Linked DNA regions of Mus musculus: all the other regions are linked to region 1. A link is a loop called in an ENCODE intact Hi-C map of the cell type or tissue named here. Cell type or tissue: heart. All regions are shown on one strand.

What was found. Peaks named below come from ENCODE experiments on the same cell type or tissue, not always from the same donor. Only the 100,000 strongest peaks of a DNase experiment are listed, where the experiment ranks them.
Region 2: it touches region 1 in a loop (2.4-fold over the local background); 3 of 42 quality-filtered maps call a loop at or near these places.
Region 3: a loop joins it to region 1, with 4 times the contacts of the local background. A loop is called at or near these places in 12 of 42 quality-filtered maps.

The regions. Positions count from the first base shown.
Region 1 is chr4:148,901,816-148,904,315 of GRCm38, forward strand. All of the region lies in intron 4 of Casz1 (castor zinc finger 1), which reads left to right. Among named protein-coding and RNA genes, the nearest start is that of Gm15969, 15 kb to the right of the region's middle. In heart, CTCF peaks have their summits at 1,264 (motif pointing left) and 1,463; DNase peaks (open chromatin) are centred at 1,446 and 1,586; H3K4me3 peaks cover 1,617 bases; H3K27ac peaks cover 1,905 bases; H3K27me3 peaks cover 280 bases.
Region 2 is chr4:149,071,214-149,073,713 of GRCm38, forward strand. The region is part of intron 2 of Pex14 (peroxisomal biogenesis factor 14); the gene reads right to left. Among named protein-coding and RNA genes, the nearest start is that of Gm46722, 26 kb to the right of the region's middle. In heart, no CTCF peak of the experiment used is centred here; no DNase peak of the experiment used is centred here; H3K27ac peaks cover 566 bases.
Region 3 is chr4:148,741,440-148,743,939 of GRCm38, forward strand. No RefSeq gene overlaps it. Among named protein-coding and RNA genes, the nearest start is that of Gm32897, 4.7 kb to the right of the region's middle. In heart, a CTCF peak has its summit at 1,371 (motif pointing right); a DNase peak (open chromatin) is centred at 1,372; H3K4me3 peaks cover 1,316 bases; H3K27ac peaks cover 1,476 bases; H3K27me3 peaks cover 354 bases.

The DNA.
Region 1 (2,500 bases):
TAGCCCAATGAGCTAGCAGCTGAGCCGAGGGTACCGGACAGGCGCCAGGGGTCTGTGCCCATAGTCCCTGCTAGCCCTGTTTTCTGGATGGTGACATTGTTATTTGTCATTCGCATAGTGACTGTGACTAATTTGATGCTTGTCATTATGAAAGAACTGAGGGGACAGGGAGCTGGGGGCACCCAGAGAGAGAGAGAGAGTGGAGGATTTAGGGGTTTTTTGTGGGGGATTTTGTTCTGCGTGTTTTTTCTCTTGTGTTTTTTAGACACACTTTTCCCTTTGCAAAGATGTCTGTGTGTGTGTGTGTGTGTGTGTGTGTGGTGTGGTGTGGCTTATGGGGTGTGTGTTTTTATTTTTTTAGTGGGGGGTGGTTTAGTTTTTGAAAGCAGCGTCCTGTTGGGAAAGGTGGTTAGTCTGGTTTCGGGGCGACTGTCTCAAGGTAAAGGAATTTAATTTATTTGGGACAAGGCTGTGTCGGATGATCAAGCTGCTTATTACGGCTAATGAGTGTTTTTCACTTGAGAAGCTGTGGGCTGAGGTGGCTGTTATCAGTTCAAAGTAAGGGGCCCAGGACTCTCTCTCGCTCTTTCTTTCTCTCAGCCCCCTTTTAGCACCTACTTTGGGAGGCGACAGTAGGCCAAACCAAAGACTACATTTAGATATCTAGGTCTGGGGAGCCTGGCATGGGGCTAGCTAGGGTCTGGCTCCAGCTAGTGAGTGTTCCCTGGCCTGGGCAGAGTTTAGCCTGTGACTTTGCTTCTTTCTAGTTTTGATTTACTCTTGTTCGATAGTTCTCCTTGCACCTGAGCCTACAACCTGAGTCCAGCACGGCTTGGCTTAGTTCTGTGGTCTTCCCCCAGCCTCCTCTATCACAACTAACTTTGGGCCAGGACTCTCACACCCCAGGCTGTCAAAATCAGTGCTCTTCTTTAGTATCTTAAGAGAAAATTCAGTTGGTAATTCTTCAGAGGTGACCCCTGACCCCCACTGTTTCATTTGAGGAAGGAAAGGTAGTGGCATTAAGTGGTTTTTAGGGTTGTTTTTAGACTTGTCAAAGTTCGCTCATACTCCCATGGGACCCATACAGTGACAGCTGCCTCTCTGAGGCAGAGGGAGCAGGAGGCAGGAGAGGACAATCAGGAATGTGTGTTGTGGGGGTGGGGAACCTTCACAGAGTGGTTGGACTGTAGGGGACAGGTGTGCACTTGGCTAATGGGATGTAGTTGGAGGTCCTGGGGACATCTGTGCCCAGGAAGGGTACAACGCCCCCTGCTGGGCATATTTAGAAAGGTGTCTTGAAGCCATTGCTGCCACCCTGCCCCTCCCTGGCCTCCACCCCGCCGAGAACCAGCCCGCCTCCACCTCGAATCAGGTGTCTCTACACCACCCTTTCAGGACCCGCCCCCCTTTCTTCAGAAATGGGGCCCCCACCCATCCCAGCCAAGAAGCAGAACTCAGGGACAGGCCCAGTGTTTGGCACCACCCACTACCTGGCACAGGAGAGCCTACCAATGGGCCAGCACAAGGGACTGAGGTATTACTCAGCTGGAAGGCGGGCCCTGCTCTCTTCCTTCTGACCTAAGTGCCAACTGGAGCTGGCTCCCATCCTGCCATGCCCAGCCTCTCCTAGGAGGCAGGGTTCCATATCCCTTCTGGGGAATGTCATGATGGCAGGGCAGGAGGCAAGTGACAGAGCCTCCTGTGGCACCTTAAGGGCTCTGGGGAGACTTGCTGCTCTTCACACTCCAGGGACAGGCTCTGGAAACTTTTCCTAGAAGCCAGAAGGGCCAGGAAGTCAGCTGGAGCAGGGCACTCCCAGTGGGACCCAAGTCTGGACTCTGGCCACACAGAGAGGGAGGAAGGTCCACGGTATCAAAGTTCAGCTTCCTGGAGGAGTTGTCTGGTGATACCTCCTGTTTCTTCTCTGATCTTGGGAGTTTCACCTAATCTCAGAACTTCAGAAGAAAAGCACTTTCCCTCACTTCGCAAAAAAAGGGAAGCAGACCAGGACTCGGGCTGATCTGTTTTCCCTGAGTCCATCTCTGGGGCAGCTGTGTTCTCATCTTCAGGAGCTGAGAACATCTCCCTTGATCTCCCTTGACCTCCCTGATGCACAGGGACATGCCAGGGCTCATTGCTGGTGCAGTGCAGTGCCTAGCTCCCATCCTCTGGGAGCAGCCCTGGTAGCTCCAGCTAAGGGCCTCAGCAGAGAGTAAGCCGGTCAAAGAGTTGTCAGTACCAGAGACCTCCAACAAGTCCTGGATGATGGCTTAACTGTCCCCTCCACCCTTGGACATGTCTAGGTCCTGAAGCGCCCTGGCCATGAGTAATTCAGTGGCTGGGGAGGGCTGAGGTTTCTCAGGAGGGACAGAAGTATCTGAAGACCCTCAGGGGCCATGTGGACCTCTTTTCCCCCACCATAGTTCAGCCAAGGGCTGGATCAATCTGGACGTCTTTAGCAATAAAAAATGCCGATGTCGTCCTAATTCACCAGGCCCCG
Region 2 (2,500 bases), 170 kb after region 1:
AGCCAGGTGTGGTGTGTAATTCTAGCACTTGGGAACTGAGGCAGGATAACTGGCATGAGTTCGAGGCCCAGCCTGGGTTACATAATGAGCTGCAGACCAGCCGAGACTACTGAGTGAGATCACCTTAATGCCTCCCATCCCCACCAAGTTTTCCCACAGAATACTTTGATTTTATAATATATCTACATTTGTTATGCTATTTATTATATACATGCATGTACATACTCGAATACGTGAGGATGCACGAAGAAATGTTCTAATGGGGAAAAAATGAGAACTACCTATCCACAAGGATCCTGCCAATTAGTACAGCAAGGTAGTTAGCCACAAAAGCTGCAAAAGACACAACCCTGGGGAAGGCTGTCAGGAGTACACTTAGAGATTGAAGAGAAAGACAACCAGCCACAGCCATTCAGACACTCACAGAACTGGCTGGCTTCCTGGATTCACCAAGATATTAATAACCCTTTGATAACCAGCCTCTAGTTTTAAAAACAAAGAGAAGGTTCTGGAGAGAGGACCTGGTGGTTAAGAGCAATTTCTGGGGCTGGAGAGATGGCTCAGCAGTCAAGAGCACTGACTATTCTTCCAGAGGTCCTGAGTTCAATTCCCAGAAACCACATGGTGGCTCACAACCATCTGTAATGGGATCTGATGCCCTTTTCTAGTGTGTCTGAAGAGAAAGACAGTGTACTCACATGCATAAAATAAATAAATAAATCTTAAAGAAAAAAAAAAGAGAGAGAGAACACTTCCTGTTCTTGCATAGGACCCAGAGTCAGTTCCCAGCACCACAAGGCAGACCACAACTGTCTGTAACTCCCGTTCCAGGGGTCTAGTGCCCTCCTCGGGCTCCTGGCACATAGACGGTACACAATAGGATACATACACGGAAGACAAAGCATCCACACCTTCAAGGACGGGGAGAAGAGCTGAGCTGACCTGTGTGGCACATGCCCAATAGGCAGAGGCAGGCAGATCTACCAGTATATACAGTGAGCTCCAGGCCAGTCTGTATGTGTGTATATCTAGTGAGACTCTGTCTCAAACCAAACAAAACAAAGCAAGAGAAGACTCTCAGGCATCAGGGGTGTGAGCTTCCCTAAAAGGACCAAACTCAAAGATGCTGTGGAACCCCACAGGATGACAAGACTCCGCCTTGATCTTAAGAAGCAAGAGCCAAAGGCTACAAGGGGTACTTTTATACCGAGACCACCAGCTCCACAATGGTAGGGCGTCTTTTCCTATAAGAGTTCAGTATACTGAGATGGCTTAATAGGTAAAAGTACTTGCTACCCGTCCTGACAACCTGAGTTCAACCCCACAACCTGCATGAAGAAAGAAACAAGAAAATCAATTCCCAAAAATTGTCTTCTGACCTCTACACAAGTGCTGTGGCACACTAGGACCAACACACACACACTAAATGTTAAGATGATGGTCAACAACTGCAATTCCATCACTTGGAGGCAGAGGCAAGAGAAGGCCAGCCTATTCTACATAGCAAGTTTCAGCAAAGTACAGTATACAGTGAGGAAAAGTTCTAATCTAGAAAAGTTGACAAGGTAGAAATCCTCTTTGGATTATTTTGGAGGAAGGAAGCAGGGAGCAAAGACTGAAAATAAAGCCAGCAGGGTGGGTAGCACACGCCTGTGATCAGCACTCAGGAGGCAGAGGCAGGAGGAGGCCTGTCCACGTAAGGACAGGCAGGCTGAGCCAGAGTCAGACACTGCATCAAAACAAGGAAGTGAATAATAAAGAAATGGGGAAAAAACTTATACCTACAACCAGAGGCAGCAAAGACTGCAGGAGACTCACCCATTAGAGAAAGAATTTGGTGTCCAAGAGCAAGAAGCTGAAATTCTAGTTGAACCAAACGCACAGGATTGCCAATGGTGTGGCTGACTACTGAGAAACAGAGTGGAGACGAATGAGCAGATGTGCAAACTGAATCTCACCACTTACTTCAAATAACCAGAAACCAGGTGACTGGAAGGAAGTCTCAGGTAAGCCAAGCCCTGTCAGCATCCCAGCAGGACTAGACCCAAGCTGCCCTGTGCAGCCATTCATTCTGAGTTGGAAACCAGGGCTTCGCATACGCTGAACGAGTGCTCTGCCTCTGAGTGAGCGGCCCGTGTACAGACTTCCCCCCACGTATTTCTAAGGTGACCTTGAACGCACGAGCTTCAGCTTCTTTAGTGTGGGATTACAAGTGTGCGCCATGTGCCCAGCTGCCCTCATTCTTAAAAACTTCCACTGTCTCGAAAAAAAAAAATTAACACTGCAACGAGTTAAAAATAAACACAACTTTACTATCATGTTCTTCGAGACCTAGCTCCAGACAGCCCAGAAACTATCCCCCAGTCCCCGCCCAAGCACCGTCCTCCTCCTCTGCATGCGGGCCCTCTCAGACTCACAGCCAGGCAATTCTGCACCAAATTATACATAACCTCGTGGCGCTTCCTCAAATTACATACAATGTTCCCTTTCCGCTAATTGT
Region 3 (2,500 bases), 160 kb before region 1:
GGTCAACATAGCACCCAGCCACCCACTTAGATCCATGCTCCCAACCACTATGTCACCCCTTCCTTCTAGGTTACTAAGGTTGGGCCTTGGATCAGGCGAAAGCGACAGTAATTGGAGTAGATGAACTGTCAATAGAAAGGCCACAGCGGGGGTGGGGTGGTGGGGGGTGGTGGTGGTGGTGGTGGTGGAGAAATGGCTCAGTGGTTAAGAGCATTGACTGCTCTTCCAAAGGTCCTGAGTTCAAATCTCAGCAACCACATGGTGGCTCACAAACATCCATAATGAGATCTGATGCCCCTTCCTGAGGTGTCTGAAGACAGCTACAGTGTACTTAAATATAATAAATAAATAAATAAATAAATAAATAAAATCTTTAAAAAAAAAAAGAAAGGCCACAGGGATGTGAGGGCGGCTGTAAGGGACACATGGGCACTTGGCTTCCTTAAGTACCTTCCTGTTAGGAGATGGTGGCCAGCCCAGAGAGCAAGTGACCACACCAGGGGTCCTAGGGATAACAGGCATGTTGCAACATATGCTAGGGGAAAGGGACTTTCTCTTGATCATCATCCTCCAAAGGGTGATTTTTATTTATTTATTTTTATTGTATGTATATGAGTGTTTTGCCTGCGTATTAGTGTGTATGTCACGTGGATGCCTGATGCCTGAGGAGGCCAGAAGAGGGCATAGGATCTCTGGAACTGCAGTTACAAATGGTTATGAGCTGTGGGTGCTGTGAGTCTAACCCAGGTCCTCTGTAAGAGCAGCGAGTGTTCTTAACCCTGAGCCACCTATCTCTTCAGAGCATCTCCCCATCCCCTTTGCAAGGAGAGGTAGGGTTTCAACGATGTAGACCAGGTAGACCTCGAATTCATGAGATCCTCCTTCTCTGCCTCCAAATGCACACCCAGCTGCATCTTCTTAACAACAACAACAACAACAACAACAAAAAACCTTTGTATTTTTTACTCTTCAAAGGATTGGATTTCATTATGACATTTTCATGCCTATATATTATTGTACTGTGCTCCACCCCTCCCCCACACCTCAGACTTATAAATATTCCACAGCAACTTGGAAGTACTTGTGAAACTGCTTGCACTCCTTTGAATTAAGACCCTGCGTTGTCCAGGCTTGCCCTTCCTGGAGGCTGCACTGCAGGCTTAGCCCAAGCCCAGGTTCAGAGGCCCTGGAGGTGCCAGGCTTCCCCATTCTGCCCCACCGCACACATGGATCTCACGCTTGGCATGTTCCCCGATTCTGGTAGCCTCGCTTCCTGATCAGTCTTGGGGTTTCTGGAGCGAGGAGGGTGTGCGTGGGGCGCGAAGTTTCCGGGCTGCAGGATCTGCTGCGTGGGGGCCCGTTTGGGCCGGGTCGCGCGCTGCCCGCGACCGCCGGTAGGGGGCGCCTTAGTCATGCATTATTCATCGGCAGCCCGCGTCGCTCGCCTTCCCCCGCGCGGGCTGCGGGCTGCGCGGAGGAGCGGGAGCGCGGAGCCTTCACAATATTGTGGCAGCTTCGCGAATGACGGCTGCGGGGAGGCGGGGGGCGCAGCCTCAGGCGGCGGCGGGGGCGCGGGCGCGGGCGGGGAGCGGTCCCGGATGGGGGCGAGGAGGGGCTGGTTCAGGGTGAGGGCAGAGCCTGCAGCATCCGTCTGTACGTCCAGGCATCCTCTTTTCCTTCCATCAAGTCAGCCAGCACTAGGGAACATCTGGCCGGGGCGGGCGAGGTGTAGGGGACGCGATGGTGAATAAGGTAGGCCTGGTCCCTGTCCTTTCAAAACTTCATCTCCAAGTGGTCAGGGAGACACATTTAAAAGCAAGCAGATAATTCAGATAGTCCCAGGTAAGCGTGCACTGTATAAGCGAGCGCCACGGGCATGGTGGACCGGGAGAGAGCTTCTGAGAGGCGGTGACAGTGTGCAAAGATGAACCTGACTTTGAACATTCCAACCTCTGGCCTTTCTCCCTGTCTCCCTCAAGGCCTCACGGAAATCAGCTCCTCTCACCCTCAGTCACCCAAGAAGTCAGGAGGGTTTTGATGAGACCTGGATGGGGGCACGAATCCAAACTATGGGGTCCCTGCCTAGCCACCCTCTGGGATCAACCCGGGATGGCAGGAGCCCGAGTCATCTCAGCTCTCAAAGCTCCCACCTCTTACTCTGCTCCAGGAGAGGAGTTGGGAGGGAGACACGGAGGGCGTGGGCTCAGGGTCACCAGCAGCATCAGGTTTCCTTTCACTTGTACAAAGACTCGTTGACGCCTGAGCACGTCAATACCCTTAATGACAGGGAAAGGAGCTGGGACTCCAGACCGGTGCCCCCACTCCGCCTCCCCCTCCCCTGCTCTCCCCTCTGGGCCCATCTTCTTCCTCTTCTGTGCCTTCTCTCTCCTATCTGTCCCCCTCTGTCTCCTGTCTGTCCTTCCTCTCCTTTCTCTTTTGGCCCTCTGTCTAGTCCTGATGTCTTGCTTGCCTTCTCTCTCCTCTCCTCTCCTCTCCTCTC